2 separate regions of the Homo sapiens genome follow, and region 2 is linked to region 1. Evidence: chromatin loops called from intact Hi-C (ENCODE). Cell type or tissue: A673. All regions are shown on one strand. Each heading gives the region's core, and the rest is flanking DNA. Links, peaks and the distances in the headings are about the cores only.

Region 1 (16,711 bases), core at 13,911-16,410:
AGAGCACCCAATGCCCATCCACGGCCAAAGGAAAGCTTATGCATATGCAACATGGGCCCACTCCGAAGGCTTTTCCATTAGCCGCGTGGAGACACTGTGGCCAGGTTGGGGGAATCTATATTTCACCTTACGTTGCACACAGCTGGGCTCAGACTGGCACCAGTGTTAATATGCAAACGAGGCAGTATCTGTATTCACCAGGGCTCTGAGAAGCCAGGATCCTTCTCTTCCAGAGCAGCAAACAGAGAAAGGTGGGTGGGGCATGCCAGAGGGGGCGTGGCTGGTAGGCAAGGACTAGGCAGGAAAGAGGCCATTGGAATGGGAGGAGAGACCAAATTATGTCAAATCAGTTTGGGGGAGTGGAGAACATTCTCAAAGAGAAGACTTAGAACCCAAAGGGTTTTGGAGCCAGAAGTTCCTCCTCGGTCTAATGGTCTCATTTTATTGATGAAAAAACTGAGGCCTAGAGAGGAGAAATAATTTGCTGAGAGACAAACACCTAATGGTAGTTTTTTGTTCATATGCGAATACAGCTGTGTTTAAATTTAATTTTTGTTTATATAGGTAAAGAAAGATCAAGGAGATCCTCAGAAGGTCAGTCCTATCAAGACCATGTGAGTACCGCGTGGACAAAAAGAGAAGCCACGGTCCTTGCCTTTGACATGTAATAAGAACTCAAAAGAATGGGGCACTGCGCATTCAAGAAGGTCATGAAGTGAACGTGCTACCTGCCAGGTGTGGGCTAGGGAACTGGGTGCAGTTGGTATTATCTCAGAGGTCCCCGGGGCGGGTGGAAGAGCTCAGAGCCACATCCCACCCTGCGCTTTCCTTTCGGCTCTGCTCTGAGCCCCACTCCTGGCTCCTCTCTCCAAACCCCCTTCCTTCGGGTTTTCTGGGAGAAATGTGCAAAACCTCACCAGTCTGTAGCGATGGATACAGTTTCTCTAGCTGGACACAGCTCCAGTGGTTCTAAGTGTGCATCTCTTAAAACGTCCACTGAGGCCAAAAAGCTCTCCCGTGCCCATCCCCCCACAGCAATTAGCAAATCGTCGGCACAGCAGTTATCTATACTAGACACATGCAGCCTACAAGCTAGACACCTCTTAAGGGAACTAGTTTCCTCATCTGTGAAATACAGTTTACAAGGCCTGTTTTCTGTGAGGAGTAAAAACGATCAGGTATGTGATGACATTTAGTGTCATACCTGCTATACTTGAAGCTAGCTGAAGTTACAGGCCTCTAGGATAATCTGCTGTGAGTTGTGAAAACCGGCACATAAGTCGAGTGTTAACCACAAATGACACAGGAGACAGCCACGAAGACCTTTGCTGTGCACCTAGAGGACAGGGCGTGACCTTGGTGCATGGGCTGTGTGACATTTCTTCCCAGAGCCTAGAAGCCTTTTCTACTTACTGCTCGGTTCAGAGATTCAGGGCTGGGTTCCAGAGGGATGCAGGAACTGCAAGCCAGGCTTCCAGATAAACAAGCTTTCGCGTGTAGCACGGAGTGTCTGTCCTCCTTCCTGAGTCTTCCCTTCACCCTTTTTAATGCCAACTCCATTTGTGATGATCACAGGAATTACTCTAAAGTCAGCCTGTGCTCCTCGGAAGGACAAACTGTTAAAGCTGAATGTAAATTTGGCATTGCTCTCCCTTGAATGCTCTTGGCATCCGTTTAAAGAAACGAGAGTTAGGGCAGTGATCGCATATTCATTTTTATAAAAACGACTTACAGACCAAGATTGGTTTCTTGAAATCCCACAAGTTACAGCTTAATTTCCTTCACCAGCACTGGTCCAGTCCTATGCTACACTGGCTTTGGCCACACTCACAAACTTGTTAAGCCTCAGTCACTTTATTCTGCAAAACCTGCCATAGCCAGAGAGGTGGTAGACTGGAAGACTCAGGGTAACCAGCCATGAGTCTTAATCCAGGAAAAGGGCTTTGACAGTGGCCCCTGAGATCTGAGAGGACTGTCCAGTTACTAGTGCATCCCAATTAGCTGGGCTCCCTATCATGGTTTATTCAGCAAATGACAGTCAGGACTGTCATGTCAGGCCAGGTGTGGTGTCTCACACCTATAACCCCAACACTGGGAGGCCAAGGCAGAAGGATCACTTGGTCCCAGAAGTTTGAGACCAGCTTGGGAAACAAAGAGAGACCCTGTCTCTACAAAAGAAAAAATTTAAAATTAGCTGGGCCTGTGGTGCCGTGCACCGTGGTTCCAGCTACTCTGGAGGCTGAGGTAGGAGGATCACTTGAGCCCGGGAGGTCAAGGCTGCAGTGAGCTGTGATTGCACCACTACACTCCAGCCTGGGTGCCAGAGCAAGACCTTGTCTCAAAAATAAAACAGAATTCTCATGTCAGAGCCCCTTTCCAGTAAAGTGGGAGAGAGCACAGGCAGACACAGCTCCTGCCTCGAGGGGCCCCCTTAGCGTTCAAGCTATGATACCCGAGAGTCCTCTCTTTGGGGTCTGTCTGCCTAAGAACATAGGGTTTGAATCTTGGCTCCACTGCTTCCCAGCTGGTGGCCTTGGACAAGTCACTGACTTTCTCTGAATTCTTAGGTTCCAGGTAACAAAAGCAGTCCTGCAGGGCTGTTTTGGGTACTAGATGAGAGGTGTGCATAGTACCAAACAGTGCGTAGCACACAGTCAGGTGCCCCTCTTCTCTGTCCCATCACCCTTAAACATTCCCATCATTGCAATTGGCACCATGGGTCGTTGGACAAGTATTTCTCTGTGCCTCGGTTTCAACATCTGGAAAATGGGAACTGTAATACGTGCTTCAAAGGATTGTTGGGAGGATTCAGTGAGATAGTCCACGTAAGGCATTTAGCACAATCTTTAGACCATGAAGTCTTAATACACATGAGCTCATATTCCACTGGTACACTGGGAGCTCCTCGGGAAGAACTTGGTCAAGTCCTTCATTCACTGAATTTCCACAGACACTGACAAGCAGCTATTACACATCATGCACTGTGGCTACAGACATGCATCAAGACACGGCCTCAGCTTTGCAAGAGCTGCTCCCAACTCGGGCAATACCACAATATGGTAAGTGCTAAGAGATTTAGCTACAGAGTGCTTTGGGAGTGGAGATCTAACCCAGCCTAAGGGATCAGAAGACTTCTCAGAGATGATGATATCTAAGGTATATCCTGTGGGATGAGTGAAACCCAGCTGAGTACAACAGGAGGTGAGCAGTGAGATGCTGGGGCAAGAACTTCCACGCACACAGAAGAGCACGTCGTGGCAAGTGGAAGAGGGGACAGGCTTCGGCTAACTCATTGACACACCCAGAACTCATGCCAGGCACTTGGGGCTCAGGAGGTGCTGCTGAATGAATAAACAAGCTTGCCGTACACGGTTCACATCCTCCCTTCCTACCTGCTGCTCCAGGTTCCAGGGAAGAGATGCCCGCTCCCTCTGGCGCCTAACCCAGAGCATAGCCAGGAAGAAGAGGGCAGCATGTGGAGCAGTGCGTCACTGGACATGCCAGGCCAGGCTGCCATGGGAAAGCACTCCAACTCCAGGAAGACTGCCACACCCCCAGGTGCCCAGACTCCCAGATTCTCAGTGAAAGGGACAGGCTGGGGCCCCAAGTACTGCTGCAAGTGGACTCAAGTGGCTTAAGTTCAGAAACCAAGGTGCTAGGCAAGTTGTCCACGGGTGGGGAAGAAGCACCCTCACCTCCTGTGCGGTGCTTCTTGACGACGCAGGGGCCAGGTGTGTGAGCCTCACCTCGGGCCACATTCCCATTACATCTTCCTAGCAAAGTTTCCAAAGCTTTGTCCTCATTTCTCCTCTTCCCACCCAGGCCCACCCCGTCTTGAAATTCCTCTCCTGACTGAGATGTTTGTTGTTCACTGTTGTACCCTCCCCTTCATCCTTCTTGAAGGCTGTTAATAGAACCATCAGACAGACAGGCAGCGTCAGGAGAACAGGCACCTCCCCAGATGCCTGTTGGGTTGTTCTCTCCCGTCTTCCACTTGGGCTACAAGTTGCCAAACACCTAGGAATAGGGGCCGTTTGGTCAAACTATAGCATCTACCAATGGTCAGTGCAAATGTCTCTCTTTGCCTCCACATACTGGGGGCACTGAAAGGAATCCCGGCCTTGATTTCTCTCCAGTGGGTGGTAGACACTGGAGGGCAGTCAACAGCATGCCAGGAACAGAATGAGGAGCAGCGCCTGGGCTGGAAGTTGGCTGTGGGCTGCAAGGTGGTGGTGGGGACTAATGGGGCAAGGGGTGACTGCATTTATCAATGAAAGTATGAAAGGCTTAATTAAATAATGACTCATAAATATTCAGCTCAGCCAAGCTGAGCCCCCACAATGATGGATGTCAGGGACTAAAAGGCTTTCAAGGGGAGGACTCTGCAGAGATGTGGGCCCCCACGCGTGTCAGAACGTAAAGGGCACACTGCCCACAGCCTCTGCTAGCTTGTGACATATCGTTCCCTCGCACCCGCCTTGCAAGCCAAATGCATTTTAAGGCAAGCGGTCTAGTTCCCTAATGAAGAGACTTCTCTATCAGGACCTTGGAATTTGTAGTACAGTAATCCCCTTTATCCATGGTTCTGCTTTCCGTGGTTTCAGTTACCTGCAGCCAACCACAGTCTGAAAATATTCAATGGAAAATGCCAGAAATAAACAACTTATAAGTAGTAAATTGTGCAGCCCTCTGGGTAGTGTGAAATCTGGCACCGTCCACTCCATCCTATTTGGGATGTAAACATTTCTTTTATCCAGCATGAAGCTGGATCTGGAAGGAAGGGAGGTGCGAGAGCAAGTATGCAACGGTACAAGTCTCCAATATGGGAATATGGGACCAGGTACAAGCACAAGTGACGGAAGCCCAGGGTCTTTGTGTGTGTGTGCGCTCTTTGTTCTCCTTTACTTAGCTTCTACCACCACTAAGAACCTGGACCACATCTTAATCATGTTGAGCTGCTCTGAGCCTCAAGATCTTTCTCAATAGGGCAGTAACATCTAACCTACTGCTCCCCACCCGCCCCACCCAGTCACACACTAGCTTTGCTGGCTGCTTTGTTCTCTGACCTTGACATGCTCTCCTGCCCCGTGCCCTGGTGCAAGCCCTTCACTCCACTTAGCATGCTGTCTCCTCTGCTCTGTTTCCTGATCACAGCCAAACTACCCATCAAATGGCACCTGCTCTCCCACATCCTCCCCAAGGCCACCAGGAAGCTGCATGCTCCCTCAGCACTTCTGGACCTCTTATTCTATCACTGTGATACATCTGGGCACCTACATCTCTCTCAACCCAACTAAGCTCTAAAACTCCAGCACCTTCCTGTTCCTCTGCAGTTGCCAAGCTCCTTCCTGCTTAAGAAACATGCTGCTCCCTCACTCGGCACCACCTTAGTCTTCAGGTCAAAGCTTGTCCAGTTTGAAAGGGTGCTCCTAACCTTCCAGAAGCACTCTTATTTCCGTTCAGAGCCCACTAGTAACTTACAGTTCATTTGTGTTGTCGGCATCTGTATCTCCTATGAACTATAAGCTTTCATAAGGACAGGGGCTATTATCAGTTTTGTTCCCCATGTATAACTAGGGCCTCTTTTTAACTGTTAAATGTGCCCCAAAATGGAAACAGCTTGGGCTTTAGAACCAGACAAGTTCAACTTATTACCAGGTCTCACTGATCTGTAACTACCCCCAGGCAGCTGTCACGGCAGCTGAGTGTGACGCCCACCACTCAGAGTGCGCCAAAGTGCCTAAACCCTGTGGACTCAGTGAACCCCAGTTCCCTCTCCTTGCTTGCTTCTCACTGTAACAGCACCTGGTACATGGTAGGGGATCAACGAATATCTGTTGAATGAACATCCTCCTCACAGGAGGCAAAACCATGCCCATTGAACTACACGAGTTTGTTTTTTTTCTAACTTTCTGATAGGGGTATTCACTTAAAGCTAAAGCCGGCCATTGTTGTGAGCCTCCCTGATTCAACCCTCACCTGGCAAACCAGGGAGTCTTTCTCCACTATACAGCCTGGTTCCCTCTCCATACCCCTCCTAGGTCCAGGCTCCCCCACATTTCTCCTCAGGCTTCAATCCAAAGCGTAGGTCCCCAGCTTGTGGAGACACACACATGATATGCTTGGGCTCTTTGCTTTACCTATTCAACAGCCGTGACAATCTCCAGGGAAAATGCCTGATATAAAATTACTTACCTAGTATGACCTTAAGTATGCTTTTTTTTTTTTTTTAAGGATTATGGGTGAAGTTTCTTCTTTATGCTTTTCTGTATTTTTTAAGTATTACAATGAATATGAATTTTGACTACAATGAATATGAATTATGACTATAATTAGAAAAAATCAACATTAACAAATTCAAGATAACATCAAATTTGCCTAAAACCAATTCACCTAATAATCAATTTGCCCAGTGACATATTCACCCACAATTCACATTTTAGACATTTACCACATTCACATTTTATATACAACATAATGAAGCCCTCCCCACAAAAAATTCATTTTTAGATGCCAATTTTTCTTTTTTTTAAAACATTAAGTATTGTTTTCATCCAGTTCCTCTAAAAGTGCCTCTGCCTTTTCTGTTTTTAATAAAACTTTGTCAAGTGTAATTAATGCCTTCAGATATGATAGGTAAAGCACCTCAACAACCTCTAAGGCATCTCTGCTGAGGTTTCATTCACTCTAGTCTTAAGCACTTTTAAGGATTTTTAGCTTTCCTTTTAGGAGGTCTTCTGTTTTAATTGGCTTAAAAAGAAAAACATTCTAAGATGCAAAACTTCTCAAGGAGAAACCATCCCAACCGATATGTAACATTACTTAAACATCCAAAGTTTAGTCAAAGCTATTAAGTGACTTGAGTGTGAACAGGTCAGTTCACCCCAAACTAGTCAGAATCCAAACCTTCCAGTACTAGTAAATAGAGTACACCAGTCTCATCAGAGCCCAGCTGTTCACTGTCGCTCTTTGCAAATCTCTCCCCCTCCTCACCTCCAGCAGGCCAGCTTTTTAAGGGCATCCAAAGAGCAGCAATGTATTTTAGCTGTTCTAAAACTAGAGGCATATGCAAAATAGAGCTAATTACCCTTGCCTTCTCAACGATAATATCCAAAGAGATACTAAGGCAACGTTGTTGAGTGGGAAAACACAGGGTCATATTTCAGGATTAAGTTTTAGAGTCAAACAGAACCAGGCTCAAATCCAATTTACTGTGTGACCCTGGGCAAGATACTCTGCCAAAATAAACCTGTTTCCTCATCTGTAAATGGTGACACCAATGAATATGTCAAATCTTATAGGTTGCTGTAACAACTGGCCCTACCACTTAACACCTAGTAGATATACTCAATAAAAGGCAGCTACTGTCAGGAATTTTTCCCAGACCCACTCACTGCACTTGAACCCTTGCCAGAAGCAGGCAGGCATGCTCACTGTCTCCTCAGAAGCTACGCACTGCATTTGTCTTGGCACTAAGGGAGAGAACGTTTTTTAATGAAAAGGTCAGTCTGCCCCAAACTCACACTAATTTTTTTTTTAAACAGGGCTTTGCCTGACTCCACTTTTTTCTCCCTACTCTGGTCCTGCCCAAATTTCATAGCAGGAAGACAGCTTTGAGAATTAGCAGGGGTGGTTTGCCAGATGTTCCTTTGCAGTCTGCCTTTGTGACTGCCCTCTGACTAATTCAAACTAGGTTTAACCTAGTACTGAAAAAAAAAAAGTCTGATTGCTTAAACATGCCCTATCTGCTTGCTAATCCACATAAAGCTTCAATAAGAAAGATCTAAAGAAAAACTTAACATTTTCCTCAGAAACTGGGGGAAGGCGTTAAGTAGCTTACCCAGGGTCATCAGGCCCTGGAGAAGGATCAGATTTGTCCTTCCTGAAGGCCAGGGCTTTTTCTTCCAACCACTGGACCAGGCTCCCTTCAGACATTAATCAAACATTGCACCACACTGGTGGTGGCTTCAGAAGCATAAGGCTTAAGACTTCATGCAACTTGGAGTACAATTCAACTGAAAGGCCAAGGTTTGGCAATATTCAATTTGTACATCATAAAAAAGTATTTAACAATATCCAAGTCCTAGATTGGTTGTATAATTCAGCCAGGATGTAAAACAATGGAATTTCTCTCTCCAATTCGGTTGCATCCCCTAAACTGCTTTATCTTTCCCTCCTCTTTTACTGCCTTCATCTCGTCGACATCTTATTTTCTTATTTGCTCATCAATTATCTTTTCTTTTCCTTCCTCCCACTCTTACCTGGGAACCTTCAATGGGTACTTAGGCTCACTCCAACTAGATATGCAAAATTTCAAGAAACTAGTTGGTGACAGTGTTAGGCTGAAATACGTTGTTTACAAACAAAATCCCCAACCAGGATGACGTGACACAAACTTTAATGGAATCTCAAGCATTCAACCTCTTTCCAGTGTTAGCTTTCCTCAATTCTAACCTGGACCAAAGTTCAAATAGCCACAGATCACCTTGGCTATCCCAAGTAAGGAAGAATTGTTAGTTAGAACATTTAAGCCAATGAGCGCTGAAGGGTGAATGCTCAGAGAGCATCAGGACACAGTAGTAACAGCTGCAGTATGAGGCTCTTCACTTACTTACCTTTTATCCTCACAATCACCTTAAAAGGACATTGCTCATCTCCACTGAAAAGGAATACGAGCTTCAAAGAAAATGCTGTAACTGCATGAGCTCAATAGCTAGTAAGTGCTGAAGCTAAGACCTGAATGCAGCTCTGCCTTGAAAACAGGCATTCTTTCCGCTACACACAGAAAGTTGTGTACTAAATGTTTTAATTCAGCTGATATGATAAAATGGCAGTCAAGATGAACTGCCTGATGGGCAACTTTGCTGAATATTTCTAGCATGTGCCAAACCCAGCAAATGATGTATCCTATGGAATTTAATTCTTAACAACCAGAAATTAGGCATCCGTACCACAATGCCAATGCCATCCCCTTTCCACTCAGCAAAATGCCCAGACCTCTTATTTTCCATGCATCTTTATCACAATGCCAATGCCATTTCCCTTCCACTCAACAAAAGGCCTACATAGACCACTTATTTTCCAAGAGGCCCCAGTCTTCTAATTGGCCCTAACATCCGGGCATGCCTCAAACTCCCTGTATTCTCCCCCCATGTTAAACCAATATAGCAGGTTTCAAGTAAAACACCACTCAAGTCAGAGCCTCTAAGGTGCTTCAACTTCTAATCCTTCCTTCATGGAAGCTCCAATGCTTTGGATATTATGATCCTGAGTGGTGATCAAAATAAGATTACAAACAAGAATTTCCAAAGAATTCAGAATTAATGGAGTCATGCTAATTTATGTGGTTTAGCCACTTACTAGCCATATTACTAATTATTTTCTCTAGGCTTCTGGCCTCACCTTACTGTTCAATACTTGTTTCCCCACATCCCAGTTATACTACCCTTCTTTAAAAATTCTGTTCCTAACATGTGAAAATTCTACTTCAAACCTTTCTGAAAATGAAGATTTTCGTGTTTTCCTACAGCCTGTTTGGTTAACAGCCAAATTCAAAGCTCTTCATAAAGTACCGCAAGGGGCCAGGTGCAGTGGCTCACACCTGTAATACCAACACTTTGGGAGGCCGAAGCAGGCAAACTGCCTGAGGCCAGGAGTTCAAGACCAGCCTGGCCAACATGGAGAAACCCTATCTCAACTAAAAACACAAAAATTAGCCAGGTGTGGTGGTGCATACCTGTAATCCCTGCTACTTGGGAGGCTGAAGCACGAGAATCACTTGAACTCAGGAGGCAGAGGCTGTAATGAGCCAAGATTGTGCCACTGTACTCCAGCCTGGGCGACACAGCAAGACTCTGTCTCAAAAAAAAAAAAAAAAAAAGGTGCTACAAGGCCAAGGGGGAGCTAAGAAAATACCAGGAGTCCTTGCAGCTCACCTTTCTTCTACCCATCCCAAGTCTATCTTCTAGGGATTATGATTTAGAGTCCATGACTAGAACTCTCCTTTCAAAAGCCAACCCTGGTAAGTCTGGCAGAGGAAACCCTTCTTTGGAGGTCTCTGAGAACAAATCTGGCCTCAGAAAACATGCTCTCAACATGCTACAGTTCAGTTCACTAAACCAGAGTCCTGTAAGACATTCCATCTTACCTCTTCCCATATCAAAAGTGAGTCAGTAGAACAAATAATACAGAATAGCAAGAACACACTTTACGAGATGGACAGAAGTAGAGAGAAATTACATGATCTTTGATGTCACTTGATAGTTTCTTCATCTATTGCAAATTACTGCTTTTATCTTCCTATCAGTGGATTTCTAGCTTAGCAATAGCTCATGCTCACCATAAACCTCGCAAAAGCCTACTGAGAAAACCTGGTATCGCCCTAATGTACAAGTTGCTCCACTACACCCACAGGTACTACTTCACTTGGGGGATTTATCCTGATTACGATATATCCGAGGACACGAGCTTAACCTTATTCCCCTCTTCAGGTGTGTGGTTCCTAGAGAATGAGTGGTGTTAGACTACCACTACTCAAATAACAGGGAATGAGTGATGTGCTAACATACTCTAGCTATAAAACACATCCCTACATCTGACTTTGGATAAGAAAACCAGCTAGTGACTCCTGAGTAATGTTTTGAGGTCCCCTGTTAAATGAAGTAGAGATGGGTCATAACTGGCTTCTAAGGAGACTATGGGGATTAAGAAAATCGCCTTGAGCCAAGCTAAAACTTCAACTGCTGCCTAGAGATGGCAACATGAAATACAGACTCCTCTCTCAATGGAAATGGTTGAGCAGAGGCCGTCACAGACAAAATGAACGAGAAGGCTCATTAGGTGCCTTCTACTTTGAGACTTTAAAATTTAAACATTTTAAATGTAAATTTTTAAAGAAGACTGGTTATTTTCAAGGAAAAAAAAAAGTTATTCAACAATTTAGGCAGATGACAAAGACCATGCTTGGAAAACTAGCTTTACGAGAATTTTCATTGTTAAGAAACCAAAGTGTTCACGTTTGGGTCATTCAACATGACAAAGGCCACAATGGTATCAGTTTCCTCAAAAGAGAAGTCTACTAAAATAGTCTCATATTTAAGAAAACCTAAGTGAAAAACATGTAACCTAACACAGCTTAAAAATTACAGGAAAAATTTGTACCTTTAAAGTCGCATTAAAGAGAGCCAAAAAAATCTTACAGGTTATCAAGGAGACCACACAAAACATGAACAGCTAAATTGGATGCCAGTAGCCTAAGTTTACAAACAGTGATAGATGAAAAATACAGTTACAATAAGTATGGCTAAAATGTCTAATATCCCATAACCAATGCTTATTGAAGCCAATGCTTATTCTTGAGGCAGGCTTTGTATGAAAACTGTAGTAATACTTTTAAAACTTGTACTATTTTACTATAAAAGCCAAATTAGGATGAACTGAGTGCTTTAAATAATTTTCAAAAATAATTATTTTACAGTTGGAAAGTGTGTGTTGTATATGCAGAGATTTGTCCTGAGCATCTCAAGAACTTAAGGAAAAAAATGGTAATGTGAAGTAAGCCAAAGCGACAGAGAGAGAGGTAGTAGCCTAATAGTGCAGTAAAGTTCCCCTAACAGTCTTGGCACAGTGTCCAGGCATGGTCGGTTCTCAGCTGGGGGCAACTTTCTTGGCTGTGAAGGCAGATCATGCCCTCTGTCACTCATGGGGAGCAGTTCTGCCCAACTGTCTCTTTTCGACAACTTTATCATCAATCTCTTTATTAACAGCTCCACTGCAGTCAGAAAACGCAAACAAGGACCAATTCTCATGCCAGATTTCTGGAAATCACATAGCACCAGGCATCACACAGTGTGAAAGTTTCTAAGGAGGGTGCTATGCCAAGAGAGAGACAGCATCCACAAGGAAGAGCACAAAGTTGGGACATTTTACGTTTTTACACACACACACACACACACACACACACACACACAATTTCTGATGCCTAAAACTGAAAAGAACCCCAAAACTCACATATGTGTGTATGTATGGGGATTGAGAGGGGCACGGTAGTGAGACAGAGATCACCTTACTCCCCAGAAATAACTTTGTTATTTTGCACTTCCAGAAGTCTTTGGGCAAAAACAGTATTATACCAAAAAAAAAAAGTTTTAACTATTTTAGGACTACATGACATTATTAGAAAACACACAAGACTGAGATAAATGTCTCCAATGAGCTGGAAAAAAAAAAAAACCATAAAACTGAAATGTTTGAATTATTCAAAATATATATTTTCAGCATGAAATCTGTTGGATCAAAAAATAACATCCTACAAATTAATTAAAGGAAATACTTCTAAAAAGCTTGTGAAGTATTTTTAAGAGACTTTAAGAGACTTAAAGATAATTTTTTAAAAATCAGGTCATAATCATATCACTAATAAAAACCATCCAGGTTATGTGAAAAATGAGGATACCATCTACACCGTTTCAAATATTGTGATGTGTGGTAATTAAAAGAGGTGAGACTTTATCATTTAACTACTAGTAACATTAAAACCAGCCCAAGACTAAAACCTACCATAACAAACCCGTTGACTTGTTTGAGAAACAAACTGACAAAAAGAGTATTATTCAATGACTACTGAGGAAGACTCTACAATTTTAAGACTGATAATACATAACTGAATTTATACTGTTGCAAAATTTTGCATTTTGCTATAGTATGTCTTAATGCTCTGACACCTGTGCTCAGGTGAAAAGGGAACGGTGCTGCTTAGACCAAGTGGGCAGTGCCGAGTTCAAGTCCAGGGTGAATCAGCTCTCTAGCGTCCAGACTCTATTTATTCCAAAATGAAAAACAAAACCAGCACACCCTTGGGCTTTCCCTAGTCAATTCTGCAACCCAGTAAGAGGGAGTGTGGAGGGCTGAGCATAAATCCATTCTCACCATTAAAAAATTAAAACAACATATAACAAACAAGAACTCTAACCTAGTGGCACAAAGCATTATTCTGTACCTTAGAAGTATCAAAGCAAAAAATATAATCCTTTGATACACACACACACGCTCTCACTCTCTGTCTCTCTCGCTCACTCTTCTGGTTCTTTACTTGAATAGACACATTTCCCACCTTACTGGTGGAATTTAAAGATACCCAGACCAGAGGAAAAAGTGACTGCACTCTTATTTATATTAAAGTATGAATACTTTGAAAGTTAACATTTTAAACAGCAGATAAACTCTAAAAACTCAACAAAAACTGTGCCCTTTGTAGGTGTGACTCTTAGCTGGATTAAAATAGAAAAAACATTAAAAGATAATTGCAGAAAAAAGCACAATAACTAAAATCACAACCTTTCACACAAATGTAAAGTTTCTGAAATGTGAACTTAAGCCTAGTCTTAATTCTACCCTTTTAAGGAAAGGCCTGTGAATTGGGAAGGGATGAAGAAAGAAAAAAATGTACTTAAAATTCCATCCCTTTCAACAGAATACTTGTGTGGTTTGATCAGCTGTAATGATGTTCCCAGAATATTGAGACAAAAGCATGTCTCCAAAGAAGAAAAGAAGTTGAAATGATTTCCCAAGTATATAAAATCACATCTAGAATGAAGTACAATCACTTCTGAAACACATGGCTCAAAAACATTGAGGCCATCTTCCTTATTTGGTGCTAATAAAAGCTATGTAAAATTTAACAAGAATTTTTAAATTGATAAGAAAAAAGAAGAATGAATTGATTCTATGAGAAATAGATATTAAACAGACCACTGGTTTCTATATGACTGAAGGTCATATTTATTACAGAACATAATATTTCATTTACCAAAGTCAGGTCTGAGTGAAGACAGCATCCATTTGTGATACTGGTTTGAAGAAAAGCTAACAAGCAAAATAATGTGGAGAAATAAAAATCAAATCAAAACATACAATTCAGGCTAAAAACCAACTAATTTTCCTTGTACTAGTCATTTTTATTAGAATAAAAACAGGTAAAAGTATATCCAAAGGATTGCTCAGTGCTGCTTCAGGTAAACAGTTTTATAATTTAAGTGCACTAACAGTATTTCTGGGACTCAATCTACAAGTTTGTATACATTAATGATTTATCTGTTCATATATCCATTACGACTTGGAGCTGCTGATCATTTATTGCCACCTTGAATGCAGCCAGAATTAATACTATGCAGAGCTCTAAAACATTTTTCTGTGTGGTGGGAAAAAAACCTGTTAATTAGAAAAATAAAAACTTTATTCTAGAATATACCCACAGCCACAAAACACAACTTTCCATTATAATTTTACTAATTCAGCAAGATGCATGAAAATGCCAAGAGGCCACGTGGATGATAAAACTCAGAAACTGTGATATACAAACTGCATCTAGATGACTATCAAAGTAGAGGAAGTACAGCCAGTTCAATTCTTTTAGTGTTAACAAGGGAGATAAGGGTAATTCCTACAATATTTTCCCTTTTACTGAACAGTCTCAGAAGTTAAATTTTGCTTTTACTAAAAAGTTATCCCACAATGCAGCCACATTCCCATTTTCATATATAGGGAAGGTTACATTAGAATTTTAGAAATGATATATGAACAACTGCATGTCCCTCAGAATAATGGCTTTGACACAAAGAGTCCATCCCTCCACCCAAAACACAAGATAACCATACCCAAGAGCTGACCATCACAAAATACACAGAGCAGCTCGCTCCTGCACCATGAGTTAAGTATCAATGCTGAGCATCTGGGGGGTTAAGAAAAGCAATATCTGATTTGCATTTAGTAAAATAAGAAACATAGAATCCTGTTGGTTGTGGTCTGTAATTCTAAATTCACTGAAAAACAACAGTGCCACCTGCTGACATTAAAGTGCTAAATGCTTTGAAAAGGACAGTACACTGTCCACAGGCATAGAATAAATATACAGATAACGTATGGTGTCTACAGACACAGAACACTTTAGAGGACGGAAGAGCTAAAATTGAATTAATAGTAACTATATTAATGTTTTCCTCCCTAAAGATCAATTATATGAAAAACAAACACCTAATTATTATCTGAGCTATAAATACAAGGCTGCTGCCAATGGCTGAAGTTAACCAGAAACAAATCTTTTCTAATGTAACCAAATTCTTTTGCAAATCCTCACTTAGAATCATACTATAAACTTATGATTACTGGAAAAAAGTAGTAGTCAAAAGAAATCAGGCAACTGTGAGATTGTGCTGTTTTTTTTTTATTGTGTTTTCAATGGAGAAATACATCATCTGTTTACAAAATAGCTCTTGAAAAATACAAGGAGTACAGATACTATAAAACAAAGCAAACTCCAGTCATGAGACACTACATACATCATGCGAAAGCAACAGTCTGATCTCCAGGTTATGAAAACTATAATTAAAAAGTCACTACACAGAAAAGGTCCAAGTTTCCAGCTTGGCAAAACTTGGGTGCAGTTACATGAAACGTTTAATAAACTGAATTGTTTTCCCCAATGTGTAAACAAAATGACAAGACTAAATCTGTGCCTGGTAATTTCAATCTAACTCTGAAGCTACACAAAACACACAGACACCTTGTACATTTCACCTGTTAGTATGACCATCTTTTTTCTTCGGTGGTGGAAGGAAGGGCAAGGTGACTGTGTAAAGCAAAGATGTGGGAAGTAGAAATATTGTTTACTAGACATTATAAAGTCATGGTGAAAAGAAAGCTTCGATTAATGCATAGCCTAAGGGGGAAAAGACTACACTCCAACTTCAGAAAATTAATTTAGAAGGATAGGGGAAGAGATTAAGTAATTGCAGTTTAACATGAAAAATGCACATGTGATAGAATGGAGCACAATGGAGGATTCATAAAACATGCTCATCAGAAAAATCTGTTAAGTCGACTTTGTCCAGATTCAGAAAGAGTAAGTTTATCAACATCTGGCATCCCTCATACTTTGTGAAGATAGATCTTCTACTGCTTAATTATGAGAAATTATTTTATTCAAAGAAAGGAGCTCTTAATCTTTTGATAAAACAAAATAAAGGAGTAGAGAGCTGACTAGATGTCAAGTGCTTGCTAGAAATGATTTTTAAAATGCTTCTACACGTAAAATGTACTGACAAATTTTGGTAAACCATTTAAAAATAAGAATTAGTTTTAAAATCTTGGAGAAAATGCCTTTTTGCCCACATTTAAAACTGAAAATCAATTTTACTATAGATAGGAGTTCTGTGGAGTGTACAAAATTCCTTTTAGAGATCAAATGGCCATCCCAGATAGATATCATGTTTCACAGGCATTACTTTTAGTCACCCTCAAGTTTCAGCCATGGGACCAAAATTTAGTGTTCTGTGCCATGTGGTCACAGGGTCATTGGTTTCACATCATGGCTTAAGAAAATACTGGCATTTTGTTTCTTACGAAGTAAGTCCTACCTTGTGCATACAAGCAAAAAGAAAAAGGAAGAAAACAGGGGAGGGAAAGGCGCAAGAAGCTTTTTTTGTTTGTTTGTTTTGAAGACAACAGATTGAAGGCAAAAGAACACAGAGCTTTCACAAGCTCAAAGAAAAATATTTGCTGGCTGATCGCTGATTTGTATGCACTATAAAACAATTCCATAAATAAAACCAATATATCATTTCTTAATCATGACCCTATCAAAACCAAGTTATTTCCTAACTATTCTTTCAATGTCAAATGTACCCTAGAGTTGACGTTTCATTTTTAAGGGTTA
Region 2 (13,913 bases), core at 965-3,464, 290 kb before region 1:
TTATACTTGTAATTAATCTTGTCTCAATTTGAACGAAAATTATACATTTTATACTTTATCTTACAGACTCTAAAATTGAGCACAGAGCAAACCGTCAATACTTGTTGCAATACAACTGCTACTTTCCACACAGAAAAGCACACCCAGTAGAAGACTGCTAATGATGCTGACACATGATATGTTAGTTACCTTCTATTCCTCTGTTTCTTCACTTGTAAAATAATCAAATTTCAATTTACTTTATAAAAACATTTCATACATCATAATAATGATCTAAAGAACTGTTAGATCAGGCTTTTATCTATATCTAAATACTATATTCTAAAGCCAAGTCTTCATGATTAAAAGTAAATTTTAATATTATATACATACTTATTCGTGGGCATATACATGTGGGTCTGATTAGCATACAAAGCTAATAAACTTGGCTTTCTTCCATTCCATAGCCACACATTACATCTCTAATTCTGAGTAAATGTCACAAATGCATGCATCTGGGCACAAGAGGAAACTGAAGTAAAAATATGTGGCTAGATCTAGCACATACATCTAACACTGGAAAAATAATCCCATCCAAAGCATATGTCTGAAGGATAACAGAGCTGCAAAAATATTTCCATATAAACAAAGGCAGCATGTTTTAGTCACCTACAAAGTGATATAAGTTGTATTTTATTATACTGTACAAGTCCAGACTATTTCAATTAATGGAACCCTTATTGTTCAGGTTGTTAGCTGCGTTTTCTTTGTTCTTAGCCTAGAAATATCTAAAAAGAAATGGCTAGAAAGAGCAGAGATGAATTTGATGATTGCCTTTTTAAGATTTCTCCATTAGCACACTATCTTAATAGTATAGTAACTTTCTTCTTTTATACTTATATAGATTCCCTTCTATCCACCATAACTGACATTGGAGGAAGGGAAGCAAATACGAGACGACAGAAAAAGAAAAGAGAGCCAAAGGAAAAAGGAAAAACTAAGCAAAGGTAGTTAAAGGTACATTTGAGAGAAAGAATGAAGTACAGAGTACTGACAAATAATTACAATAATCAAAGTACCCAAACACATTTAAAATGTTTAAATCTTCCTTTTTATGTAAGATCAAGTAAGAAGTGAGAACATACATTAAGTATGAATGTCAACTAAACCTTACTTTCACCGAAATCACAGAAACAGTTATACAGGAAAATTGTATAGATCCCTCTACTTCAACTAAACTGACCTAAATAAAGGTATAATAACATTAGCTTTTCTCCTTTCCTTAGAAAGTAAAAATTACAAAGGGAATGTAATAAGCTAAAAAAAAAATGCACATTTGAATTCCAAACACTAAGGGTATACAAATTTAGACAGCTAAGATATTTCTGTAAACCAATTGATTTGAATAATCAACATGTTAAAGACCAAATTTTCCAAGTAATAGAACACTTACATTTGATGGATTTCTTGAACAAAGGAATAAAAAAAGTGACAAAGCAGACAGGCAAACATAATTCATTGGTGTACTATATAATTTTAAGCTTCCACCCCCAAATAGCTATTTGAAATTCATTTTGTATCACAAGCACTTCTTCTGAATATTATTTAGGGCAAAATAGCCAACTTGATAAAGTGCCAACAAATCACATCAAAAATGTAGAATGTTAACTAGATCAAAGTGTCAAGAAGAAATATTATTACCATATCTACTTCAAAAAGTAAAACTTCTACACAGGTTCAAAAGTTCAAAGCAACCATATTTATTTTCAAACAACACGCTTTAAATAGTAGAAATTAAAGTTATAAAACTACCTGGTCAGGATTCTTGTAGTTCAGAAGAAGATTTGAGGCCTTGATATCTCCATGCACATACTCATGCTCGTGAATATATTCCAGAATATCCAGCTATGAAAGTATCATACAGAATAAGTTAATGCAGTACCTAACACCAGCCAGCAGAGGACCAAGCTTCAACATAAACTAGCCTTTACTGTACTCAAAACAATTTTTTAAAAACAAGAAGAACATAGCTCACATACAATTCTTAAGCTTAGCTGCAAGACAGTTTTCCGAGAAAACCTTTTGGCATTTGCTTCATATATTTTCTGAAGGTCACTCCCAAAGCGATCCATTATCATAAACCTGTAACTGAAGACAAATATGAAAAGCCAATGAACAAAATACAATGCAAGAAAACCAACTTTGTAATGAGTACTCTCAAAGTAATTTTTTCAAGACAATGTTTAGTAAAGAAGTATTCTTTAAAAAAGAAATACAAACATTTGAAACAATTTCTCCCAACTAGAAATCTCAAAGAGTTCAGAGTGCTTTCAGGTCCTGCTTTTTACCTGGAGGGCCTCTTCCTGGTCGCAGCTAGTTTCAAGAGACTATTCAATTTAAGATAATGCTCACAGAGAGAACCCAACAAGTTTATTCACGGTAAAAATAAAACAAGCTGAATAAAAATGACAGCATTGATTTTTCTCATAGTTAAAATTAATTCATGTTTCTGGATATCAGCTTCCTTCCTGTGACTGTTTCTCCTTATTTTTAAGGTATATTTCAGCAGTAACAACATTCTGCTAAAATCAAGATTCTCGTGAGATGCTTTAACAAAAGCCAGATTCAATACCATTGTTTAAATGGCGTAAAAGGATTGTACATTAAACACTCAATGGCCAAGATTTGGGGAAAAACAAATATCCTGAAAAAACATGAAGATAACTGGCTTTGCATAAAGCAGCTATGTCACCTTGGCTGAGTCACATTACTTCCTGGGCCTCAATTTCCACAGAAGTAAAATGAGAGAGCAGGGACTCACCCTTTCTAAGGTCACTTTCAACACCCAAAACTCAGATTCAATAATCACGTTATATTTCAGTATGTACAGAAAAGCATCACCTATTTGCAATAACACTGCTTAGCTTCTGCTCTGAGGACCACTTTTATCTTCAATAGTTTTCCAGATTCTAACTTGTCTGGTGAAATCATTCAGTAAATCAATAAAAATCAAAACCACACTCAGAATGTATCAGGACATCTCCAATGAGGAAGATTATGAATCATCAACACCATAACATCTAGCATTTACTGAACACCTGGTATGCACACAGCACTACTGTAAGTACTTAAAACGTTATTAATGCATTTAAACCTCACATCACTCTATAAAGTAGGTAACTCCTATCATACCCATTTTACAGCAGAAGAAAACTGATAATTTGTCCTCTAGTATGTGGCAAAATCATGCTTTTAACCCCTGTACTACATATTAACTGAAATAAATGTCAGTAGGATACAAAAATCCCATTTATATGTTATAGGCTTCTATGATAACAATATGACAAGTTCAATAGGGAAGGAAGAGTTGACTAACATTAAAAGACAAGATGTTGAACAAGTAACTCAGAATTCTATTCATTTTTGAACTGGAAGAAAATTAGAAAATCATCTTGTCTAAACATCTTTTAATAAATAAAATAACTAAGGTCTTTGGAGGTAAAGTGATTTGTCCAAGGTTATAAAATTAGTCAGTGGTGGCCGGGCCTGGTAGTTCACGCCAGTAATCTCAGCACTTTGGGAGGCCAAGGCTGGTGGATCACCTGAGGTCAGCAGTTCGAGACCAGCCTGGCCAACATGGTGAAACCCCGTCTCTACTAAAAACACAAAAATTAGCCGGGCACGGTGGCAGGAACCTGTAATTCCAGCAACTCGGGAGGCTAAGGCAGGAGAATTGCTTGAACCTGGGAGGCGGAGATTGCAGTGAGCCAAGATTGAGCCACTGCACTCCAGCTGCACGACAAGAGCAAACTCCACCTCAATTAAAAAAAAAAAAAAATTTGTGACAAAATATATTCATTCATGTAAGATTTCCTAGCACCTTGGCTTGTAAGATAATAAAGTGAAAATGGTAACTTTGACTTCCTGGTTTCCTTTGTGTAACAGATTTTGCAAGGTTGAGAGATGAGACCAGGGCACATATACATGTTGGCTTTTACTAAATAGGTGATGTGTGTAATGATTATAACATAGGATGAGCATCTCAAATCTGAAAATCTGAAATCAGAAGTGCTCCAAAATTAGAAAGTGTTTTTAGTGCCAACAAGATGTTCAAAGGAAATGCTCACTGGAGCATTTTGGATTTCCCATTTTCAGATTTGGGATGCTCAACCAGTAGGTATTAACGCAAATATTCCAAAATCCTTAAGAAATCCCAAATCTAAAATACTTCTGGTGCCAACATTTCAGATAAGGCATACTTAACCTGTAATACACAGGTAACAAAAATACAACCTCTGTAACAGCCTGAAAGGTGGCTAAAACACAACTGCTTAATTCAACATGGGGTCTATTAATAAATTCTGTTACATAGGTCTTTGTTTTTATTCACAAATCACCCTACCACTACTCTTAATAAGACCTTAATCTTGTCACCATACCTAAATCATAAACATCAACTGAAACATGATTCCACAAATTTCACAGAAACCATTACCACATTCTTCTGGAAAGACGGCTCTACCATTGAGTAGTAAAATGAAAGCTATTTCTAAGTAACTCCTCTAAAGTAAAACCTTTGATGTATACTTTTCTGGAGACTTGGATAAAATGTGCAAGTAAAAGAAAAATATAAATCAGTGTAAAATAATTTAATAATGGTAGCAGCTAACATTGCTCTAAGCCCTACATACATATTAATTCAAATGAGTTACAAGGAAAACTAAGCATGTCTGGCATGGAAGGGGGCTGGAAGAATAATCTACTTTCTATTTCTTTACTTTCTAAGACCTATAATGATTCTTTTTAAGAGCTTCAACCTAAAAAGTAAATCAATGCCTGATATATGACTAATGCCATCTTTTTAAAGGAGACATTTCTAGCAACCTCATTTTATAGAAGAAATGGGCTGGGAGGTAAAGTCATCACTAGTAAGTGGTGAGTTAAGACTTAGACTGTGTTCTCATTTGTCACCACACTCTAAGGCACTTCTGATCCACACCAGGGAAGTTCTTTCCAGCAGTGCCCAAGTCAGTCAGCTTACAGAGTCAACCTTGGACCCACTTAGTCCCTGGTCACCTCACAGGAGTCACACAAACAAAAGCCCTGTTTAACTGGTTCTGAACTTTATCATAAAATGGGTGATAAGAATGTATATGGTAAAATGTGATATGACAGTGTGGGCTACTTTTAAAAAGACCATCATTCTCAAGCAACATACCACCACTGACAAACAAAAATCATAGACAAACAAATGAAACCAATTATGATAATCACAGTGATGATGACTGCAAGAAACATTTCCTCAGCACTTACTCTGTGCCCCTTACAATTTACATGTTTTCAATTCATCTTCACAGTAATTCATAAAGTAAGCACTATTATCCTCATCTCACACATAGGGAAACAAGAGAGACAGAAAGTTAACTAGCCCATGACCACACCTGATGGAGTCAAGTACAATCAATCTAGTGCTAGATTTGTTTGGTGTTTAGGTTTTGCTGCAATATACCGTGCTTGGTTTTTTTTTTTTAAGACGTTTATACTCAAATTATGGAAAGAGGAAAAGGCTGTTATTCCAAGTCTAAAAATGCTCTAGCCCCAGGTACACTTTTCTTCCAATCATCTCTATGAAATGTGGTTTTCATAATGTACTGTTCCTTAGGAATATAACTATTGTATACTGGAGCACACAGTCAAACAGATTTGCTTCCTAGCAAGTCATCACTAAGGGTTTTTCTTGTCTTACTCCCCTTTAGACAGTCTTTAATTCACCATGTAAGCCATTTCCCAAATGCCACTTTCACCACCATGTCACCTCATCCCTTGCTCAAGAGCAAGTGATAGCTTCTGACTACCTACTATACATGGGTTCCAAACTGTTCTTTCCTCTATGGGTCTTCATTATCTGCCACCGACTCCTTCTCCAAGTTTATTTCCTTCTCTCTTACACACATGCCCTCTTCCTCTGCTACAGGAAGACGGCCATTGGGTCATACAGTAGAATAAAAGTCTATCCTGCCTGTGCTCACGTTCATCTCCCACTTAAGATGCTGTTCTGCCTCTTCAATGATTTTCTAAACCAGTAGGTTTTAACATTTAAGCGATTAAAGACCCCTTTGAGAGCAAAAGCTAACATCTATGTTTTACATATACTCTTGTAGCTTTATACTAAAACATCATTAAGTGGGTAGCTGTTACTCCATTTCACAGATGAAGAAATTAAAGCAAAAAATTGCCCAAATTCACACACATTTTAAGGGGCAAAACAAGGTTTTAAAACTAGGCAGTCTAGCTCTAGAATCCTTGCTCTTAACTAACTTAACTAATCCTTATTCTATAGTATTTCTCCAGAAAATATTATAAAAACTATAATATATTTTGCTATCCCAGCAAAACCATATAAAATAAAATGTTAAAAGTGACTTCAGGGATCCCCACACTCCCTAAGAGAGGCATGGATCCCAAGTAAACAACACTGGCTGCCTACCCAACTACTTACCCCTCCTCTCAATCTTTTCTAACGGAGCACCAATTTGGTTCCGGCATTCCATCCTTTTCCACATGGATCGCTGTGATCACTTTGTCCTTGCCAGTCAATGGTTTAAGTATTGATAAAATTCTGACCAAGAAAACGTGAGAGAAAGTCTGCCACAGGGCTCCTGGGAAAGCTTTCTTTGCCAGGAAAGTGAAACTCACAACACACGATAGATACCATTTTCTGCCCTTGGGTACTGTGCCTGCATGTGAAGCCTAGAAATGGAGCAGCCACCTGGCGACCACACAATGGAGAACTAACAGAGAACAAAACCAAGAAGAGGAGGGCAAAGGTGCAAGATAAGGAACCTGGGCCCTTGATGACTGCCTGAGTCAAAGTTTTCCTTTACTTGCAGCTGAAATCATCCTAAGCAATATATCCCCAGTTCCAAACTAAATCTACCCGTCAAGTCTCAGCTACCAAAGCCTTACTCCATGAAGTTCCATTCATTCATTCAAATATGTATCAAGTGCTGCTTATGAACCAAAGTATTAGAAGTTTTCTCCAAATAAACTATCCCAAAGAATTCATTCTCTCCATTCTCTGAACTCCTAAGACACGTAAGTCAGTATTATACAACTTAGCACTTAATTGTTCTCTAATTGTTTCAAACATTTTTGTTTTCACTCACCAGCTAGACTAAAACCCTCATAAAGGGTGAGCCTAATCTTGTGTGGGCAGATTATGTATCCAACATTTCTGTGTGGGCAGAAATACCAAATGGAATCCTGAAGGGGTTCCCTTTTGCATGAAGAACAGAGGCGTTTTTGTTTGTTTATTTCTAAAGGCAAGGAGGAAAAAAAGGCAGGGTGTTTGGCTTTGTTCCTCCTTGTCAGTTGGGTTCCAGTCAGTTGATACTGCTCTGCAGAAGCTCCCTGACTAGAGAGGCACTCCTATTCTAATAAGGCATCATAGCCTGCTGCTATGGAAAGCAGAGGACAGAGATAACATCTTATTCCTCTCTGTCACATACACTCCACATACTCCAGAGGGAGGCCTAGTAATATTGTAAGTGATCAGTAAATAATTACTGACTAAACCAACTAAATAGTGAATGTTGCAAAAGGGAAGGAGAAAGACAAATCACACATATTTTTACCTTTTTCCATTTTTGTCATGTAGACCAGACCCCCAATACTTAGGAACACCCAGGTACTTCAGCTTACGGGTACGAATCCATTTCTGAACTACAAATTAAAACAGATCTTTGTGATTTCAATTGTTATACATAAATGATAATTTTTTAAAAAATCATTAAGAGCAAAATGTATTTATACATGCAATAAGAATTCACCTGTATTCATAAAAAAGAAAATGAAGAATACAGTATAACGAATAACGAAAAGCATTTTACGATGAAAACATTTTTATTAACCTACAAAATTGTTATCCTGCCCTTAAAATTGTCTTTAAAATGAAAAATCTACAAAAAGCATTTTTTTTAAATCAAAACTACAGTGCAGTCATTCCTTTGTTCTAGGGGCTTGGTTCCAGGAACCCCCACCCCTCAAGACACCAAAATCCAGATGCTCAAGTCCCTCATATAAAATGGTGTAATATCTGCATATAACCTCCACACATCCTCTTATATACTTTATCTCATCTCTAGATTACTTATAATATGTAATACAATGTAAATGCTATGTCAATAGTTATACTGTACTAGTTTTTTATTTGTATTATTTTTTATTATTGAATTGTTATTTTTTATTGTAGCTTTTTTTTTTTTCTGGAATATTTTTTATCCCTGGTTGGTTGAGTCTGAGGATGTGGAATCTGAGAATACGGGGGTGGACTATCCTGAAGTTGCAGTTTCTCTCTCTAATTATGTAATGTTTACTTGCTTCTACAGGAAGACCTATTTTTCATACCAATCTAAAAGGTTTTTCTTCCTCAATATAAAAGTCCTCAACCAGGAAATCAAGATCTAAGAGACATGGAAGAAGGACAGAAGGGACCAAAGTGACTAGGAGAGGTTCTGGCTCTCTACCTTGATATCCTGTTCTATTTCATCAATAATTCTCAATGTTTAACAATATTTCCTAAATCATAGGTCATTTATTATTAACTTCATTCTATGTATCTATATAGATAAAATCTTGATGCAACAAACCCATTAAAAGACCAGAATTCTTTCACACAAATCCCATGTAAGTGGAATTTATAAAGCAAAAAAATAACAAAGAGTCATAAAATAAGATACAATGCTCTAGGTCTTGGCTTAAAACAAAAAACTGGTCATTTTAAAAGTGTAAACGTATGTGTACTGTATTTCTTACTTTGCTCTGGTTTTGCAGCTCGTTGGTAGAACTTTAATTCAGTAAAAAGAGGTCCATTGTCACTGGGTTCCTTAAAATATAAGAGTTAATTAGTACTAGCAGTAGTTAAAATTACTGAGATATTTTCAATGAACCTTCAAAAAAGACCAACAAATCTATTTTTCTGTCCAATGTAATTTTGATACTTAAGTTTATAACTGTGTTAAGATTAAGTCAAACTCCTTAGAAATGTTCAGAGAAATATTAGTCTATATTTCTTATATTGCTCAAGTTCCATTTCTATAAGTGATAAATTATACAAAATCAGATATATAGCTCAGCCTGCAGAAGTTTAAGAAAAATGTTTAAACTAATTTTCATCTTTATTAAGCTTTCCCTTAAGCAAAGATGAGCAATCATCTTAACTGTATCACCAAGGGGCTATAAGATATTTCTCAGATTTAATAAAATTTCAATACCTAATTTAACCAATTAATGCCAAAATCCCATTCCTTTCCTGTTTTCATTACACTTATATCTACTTTATCAGGACTGGCAAAAACAGACCTTACCACAAAGAAGAGCCCATATTATGCATCTCCTGAACAAGCATGCACTGTCCACTAACCTGCATCCTTCCTTTCTGACACAGATTCCTACATTTGTCAAACCAAACATGGGGCTCATTAACAATTGTTTTCTACCAATGTTATGGACTACATTCATTTTATGTTTTTAGAGATATTAACAATTAAAATTATTACTAAAGAGACATACATTCACAAAAACGTATTTGCACAAACAAGAAATAACAGCCTGTCAGCAGTTTTGCCTTGTTAAATAAATATGTAAGAGTGGAAAAGATCTTATAATTCTGTGGACTTTTTAAATAGTAAATTTCATCTGATTAAAATTAGTATTTATTTAATGTCTGGTATTTTGTGTTGGTCATTATTTATTGGGAATTAAAAAAAGTTTTTAAAGCAGTGAAAACTTCAAATGAGGAAGCTAACATTTCTAAACTAATTTTAGGGTTGCTTTTCTTTTTAGGAGGTATGAGAAAAAAATTATTTTGGGCAGAATATCTTGGTTAACTGGAGTTCAAAGTTAAATAGAGCATTGGGGGAAGTGAGTAATGAGGCCTACTACCTTAAATGAGTGACAACTTATAGTTTTGGGTTGCTAGAGATGACTTTTGCAAGCACTTAAAATATGTTCACCTTTTCTTCACTCAAGATACCCTCAACTGTAGAAAACCACTCCATACTCTCTGCTCTAATTATCTCAGATTTCTTATAATTCAGAAAATAGGAATCCCCAATTAAAGTACTTAGAAGAAGGCCTGGCATAGTGGCTCATGCCTGTCCTGTCATCCCAGCACTTTGGGAGGCCAAGACGGGCGGATCACTTGAGGTCAGGAGTTCAAGACCAGCCTGGCCAACATGGTGAAACCCCATCTCTACTAAAAATACAAAAATTATCTGGGCATGGTGGCGAGTACCTGTAATCCCAGCTACTTAGGAGGCTGAGGGAGGAGAATCACTTGAACCCAGGAGGCGGAGGCTGCAGTAAGCTAAGATCGTGCCACTGCACTCCACCCTGGGCAACAAAGCAAGATTCTGTCTCAAAAATAAAAATAAAGTACTTAGAGGAAAACGGATTAGCCAATCTGCAGACTCAGGCAGTTATTAATGAGCATTTAACAGTAAATGGGCAACACACATTAACACTTGGATCACAACCTGAAAACAAGCGTGCCTTATTTGTTACAGGTAAGTATACTTTTCACCTTAACCTTGGAAGACAGTAGTATCATGGCTTGGCATGCAACAACTCCTTAAGAAGGAGGAACTAACCAACATACTGAAAGTATGAGTGCTGATTCCTTAACTTATGGACTCAGTACCCAAGTTCCTCTATAACCTATGGCTCCTTTCCTAGCAGCAATAATAGCTTGACACTTGCAAGCATTTGCAAGAGACACTTGCAGTGTTTCCAGCCAATGGCTAAGAATAGGTCTTTGGTAGGAATCACAGAATCAGCGTTAAGAAAAAGAAATTCAAAAGGAGAAATTCTGGTAAAGTTCCTCTCCAAAGCTTACCTTTGGAATAGCTCATTTATATAATTCAGGTTTGAAAGAGGTTTTCCTAAGACAAATCAGTATAAAATTCTGATTTATTCAGTTTCAACCTATGTCATATCAACTTTAACTTTCAAGTTTTCCTTCAGGCAATAATTTATTAAACCTATAATAATGAGAATCAACCATATAAATCAGGCTATTATAATGAAAGCCCACTACAAGGAAGGCTCTCTGAGCTCATTTCATACTTCTTCTAATCCAATAAACTTCCATTATCACAAAATAAAGGAGCTACTTCCTTGGCATTGCACTCTAGCCAAAGCTAGCTATTCCTGTTGAAGAAAATACCTTAACTCATAACTAAAATTTTATTAACATATTTCAAATCTAAAATACTTTGCCAACTCTATAATAGCCAAGATTTAGAAAAGAAATTGGGACTGACATTTTAACTAGAATATCACTAAACGTTTCTTTAAGACTTCTAAGTGTCAAAATGAAGATGACAACAGAAAAAAAATTAAAATGTGATATATTTCAATGGCACCAGCTAAAAGCAACTGGCTGCCATTTAAAAATGAAGCTGTACAAAATTTCTCCTTCCTACCAAAAAATTATGATATATGAATTAAAAATTCAGGTCACTTCTCATAACATCAGTGAGGAAAATCAAACATCAGTCTGCAAACTTCTTTCCAAGGAACTGTGAAATACAGATTCTTATCAGTTCACATCTGAAAAGGACCACAGTACAATGACCTGTTAGGATACCATCCAAAAGCCTGACCTCTGCCTCTAGTTCTGCTACTGACATGACTAAGGGTAAGTGCAATTCAAAGAACTACTAATTTCATATTAAGTCTGTCAGCAAGAAAACACAAAAGAAAATTTCTTTCTCCTTGCATTATCCAACATTTCTCCTGCACAGTTACTTTCAGAAATAAAATACAGTGTCTGTTCTGTAGGTCAAGGATTAAAGCCCCAACCAAAACCAGAGACCAACATTTGGTACATGTGAGAACATTTTTATTATGTGCCTAACATCTACCTTGAATGGGTATGTCTTAACTTCACTCCAATGCCAAATAAGAGATTTGTGGGTTAACTATCTGGAGCTGTTTCATAAGGCAGATACATGTATTATCAGCAATAACCAACTTTTTGACAAAGCGTCCACATTAAGTTAGAAACCCTTACCAGCAGCAGAGGGTACCTGCACACCCTTACTGAAATCAAGGATAAAAATGTGCCAGCCACAAGATTCCATTTAAAATAATTAAGGTGCTCTGTGTGCCAGATTCTACCAGTGGCTCTCAATCTTGATGCACAAAAGAATCACCTGGGAAGCTTTACTAAAAATACCAATAACCAGGCCCTACACCCAGATTCTGATCATACTCTACAACCAGGATTGAGAACCACTGTGTGATATGCTATTACATTATTAAGTAAAATTTCACATTAGAAAATCAATTTGCCTTTATTTCGTAACATTTGCAAGTTTTTTCTCTAATGATAAAATAATGCTCATTTTAGAAAATATGGAAACATTTTGATGTATTTTCTTCATAAATAGCCATTTTATAAGACAACCTTCATACTATATATAGAACTTTGTATCCTGCTTTTTTAGAAATAATTATAAAACTTCCCCAAAGAGTAGTACATGTTCTTTGAAAACACGATCTTTAATAGTCCATAATGTTTTAAATGACAAATGTTCATAAACAGTTCTGATTTTAATACCAGAAAGAACTGATGCTCATTTTACATGTTTGTTATTTGGTGAAACATTTCAACTATTAATATTAGAAAGTTGTAAGAAGGCAAATTATGAGTGGGCCTGCTCTCTATGGTACAGACAAGACAGGAAAGTGAATGACATGAGGAAGTTGAGAGTAAATGAAAAGAGTAGTATAAAGGCAATGGACAATTAATGGCTAAAAAGTATTCAAAAGAATAAATGAAATAAGCTTCTAAAGACTGCATAGGGAAAACAAGCTTTATTGACAAGGTCCTTATCAGATAACTTAAAATTCAGTTAGAGAGACAGAATAAACACATTTAAAAAAACTAAAAACAACTAGTGGCATAAGAAGAATGAAACTGTAAAATAAATGTTAATACAATGAGTGCTGTAGGTGTTTATTCAGGAGAGAGTGCTAGGGGAAAAGAAGCAAATAGAAGTTACAAATTTCCCCTTCAAAGGGAAGGAGAAAGTCAGTAATATTACTGTTTTGTTTTATTTTTGGTATTTTTTTTTTTTTTGAGATAGAGTCTCACTCTGTAGCCCAAGCTGCAGTGCAATGGTGCCATCTCAGCTCACTGCAACCTCTGCCTCCCAGTTTCAAGTGATTCTCCTGCCTCAGCCTCCTGAGTAGCTGGGATTACAGGCAGGCACCACCACACCTGGCTAGGGGTTTCACCATGTTGGCCAGGCTGGTCTTGAACTCCTGACCTCATGTGATCCACCCACCTCAGCCTCTCGAAGTGTTGGGATTATGATCGTGAGCCACCGCGCCTGGTCAGTAGTATTGTTTTGTTTATGACATTCTTCTAGGATAACTGTAACATCCAAAAAGTTACTAAAATATTAAATGCAAAAGAGAAATCAACTGAGTATCACTGTCCTAATTACAAAGAGAAGAAGTAATAAAGGATAATGGAAACAGAACTAAATTAGGAGACAGGAGATACACAGTCCTGAACTAGGTACTTGGTCTTAAACTTAAAAATATAATTCATTACCTTAAGCATATAGAAAATACTGTTCCTGGCCATGTTTTTTCTTAACTATATAAGTTAAAAAGGCAGTAAAAGTAAAGTTACATTGACTAACAACAGAAATACTTCTAATTACTCACAATAAAGAAGAACAACAGAAATATTTCTAATTACAATAAGGAAGCACATCATTCTAAGAGAAAATACAACTTAAGTTCAGAGGCCATGTGCCATGGCTCATGCCTGTAACCCCATCACTTTAGGAGGCTGAGAGGGAAGGATCACTTGAGCTTAAGAGTTTGACACCAGCCTGGGCAACAAAGCAAGACCTCAT

The links. A loop is a pair of places that touch in the nucleus more often than their neighbours do. Peaks named below come from ENCODE experiments on the same cell type or tissue, not always from the same donor. Only the 100,000 strongest peaks of a DNase experiment are listed, where the experiment ranks them.
Region 2: a loop joins it to region 1, with 6 times the contacts of the local background. A loop is called at or near these places in 10 of 110 quality-filtered maps.

Annotation. Positions count from the first base shown.
Region 1 is chr14:96,565,605-96,582,315 of GRCh38, reverse strand. It overlaps PAPOLA (poly(A) polymerase alpha), which reads right to left. Exons shown (of 22, transcript NM_032632.5): 22 at 15,200-16,711. Among named protein-coding and RNA genes, the nearest start is that of PAPOLA, 72 kb to the right of the region's middle. In A673, for the core only: a CTCF peak has its summit at 14,856 (motif pointing left); a DNase peak (open chromatin) is centred at 14,825; H3K27ac peaks cover 2,195 bases.
Region 2 is chr14:96,841,045-96,854,957 of GRCh38, reverse strand. VRK1 (VRK serine/threonine kinase 1) reads right to left here. Exons shown (of 13, transcript NM_003384.3): 4 at 8,794-8,863; 5 at 7,614-7,701; 6 at 2,019-2,127; 7 at 1,792-1,884. Among named protein-coding and RNA genes, the nearest start is that of VRK1, 51 kb to the right of the region's middle. In A673, for the core only: a CTCF peak has its summit at 1,945; a DNase peak (open chromatin) is centred at 1,947; H3K27ac peaks cover 520 bases.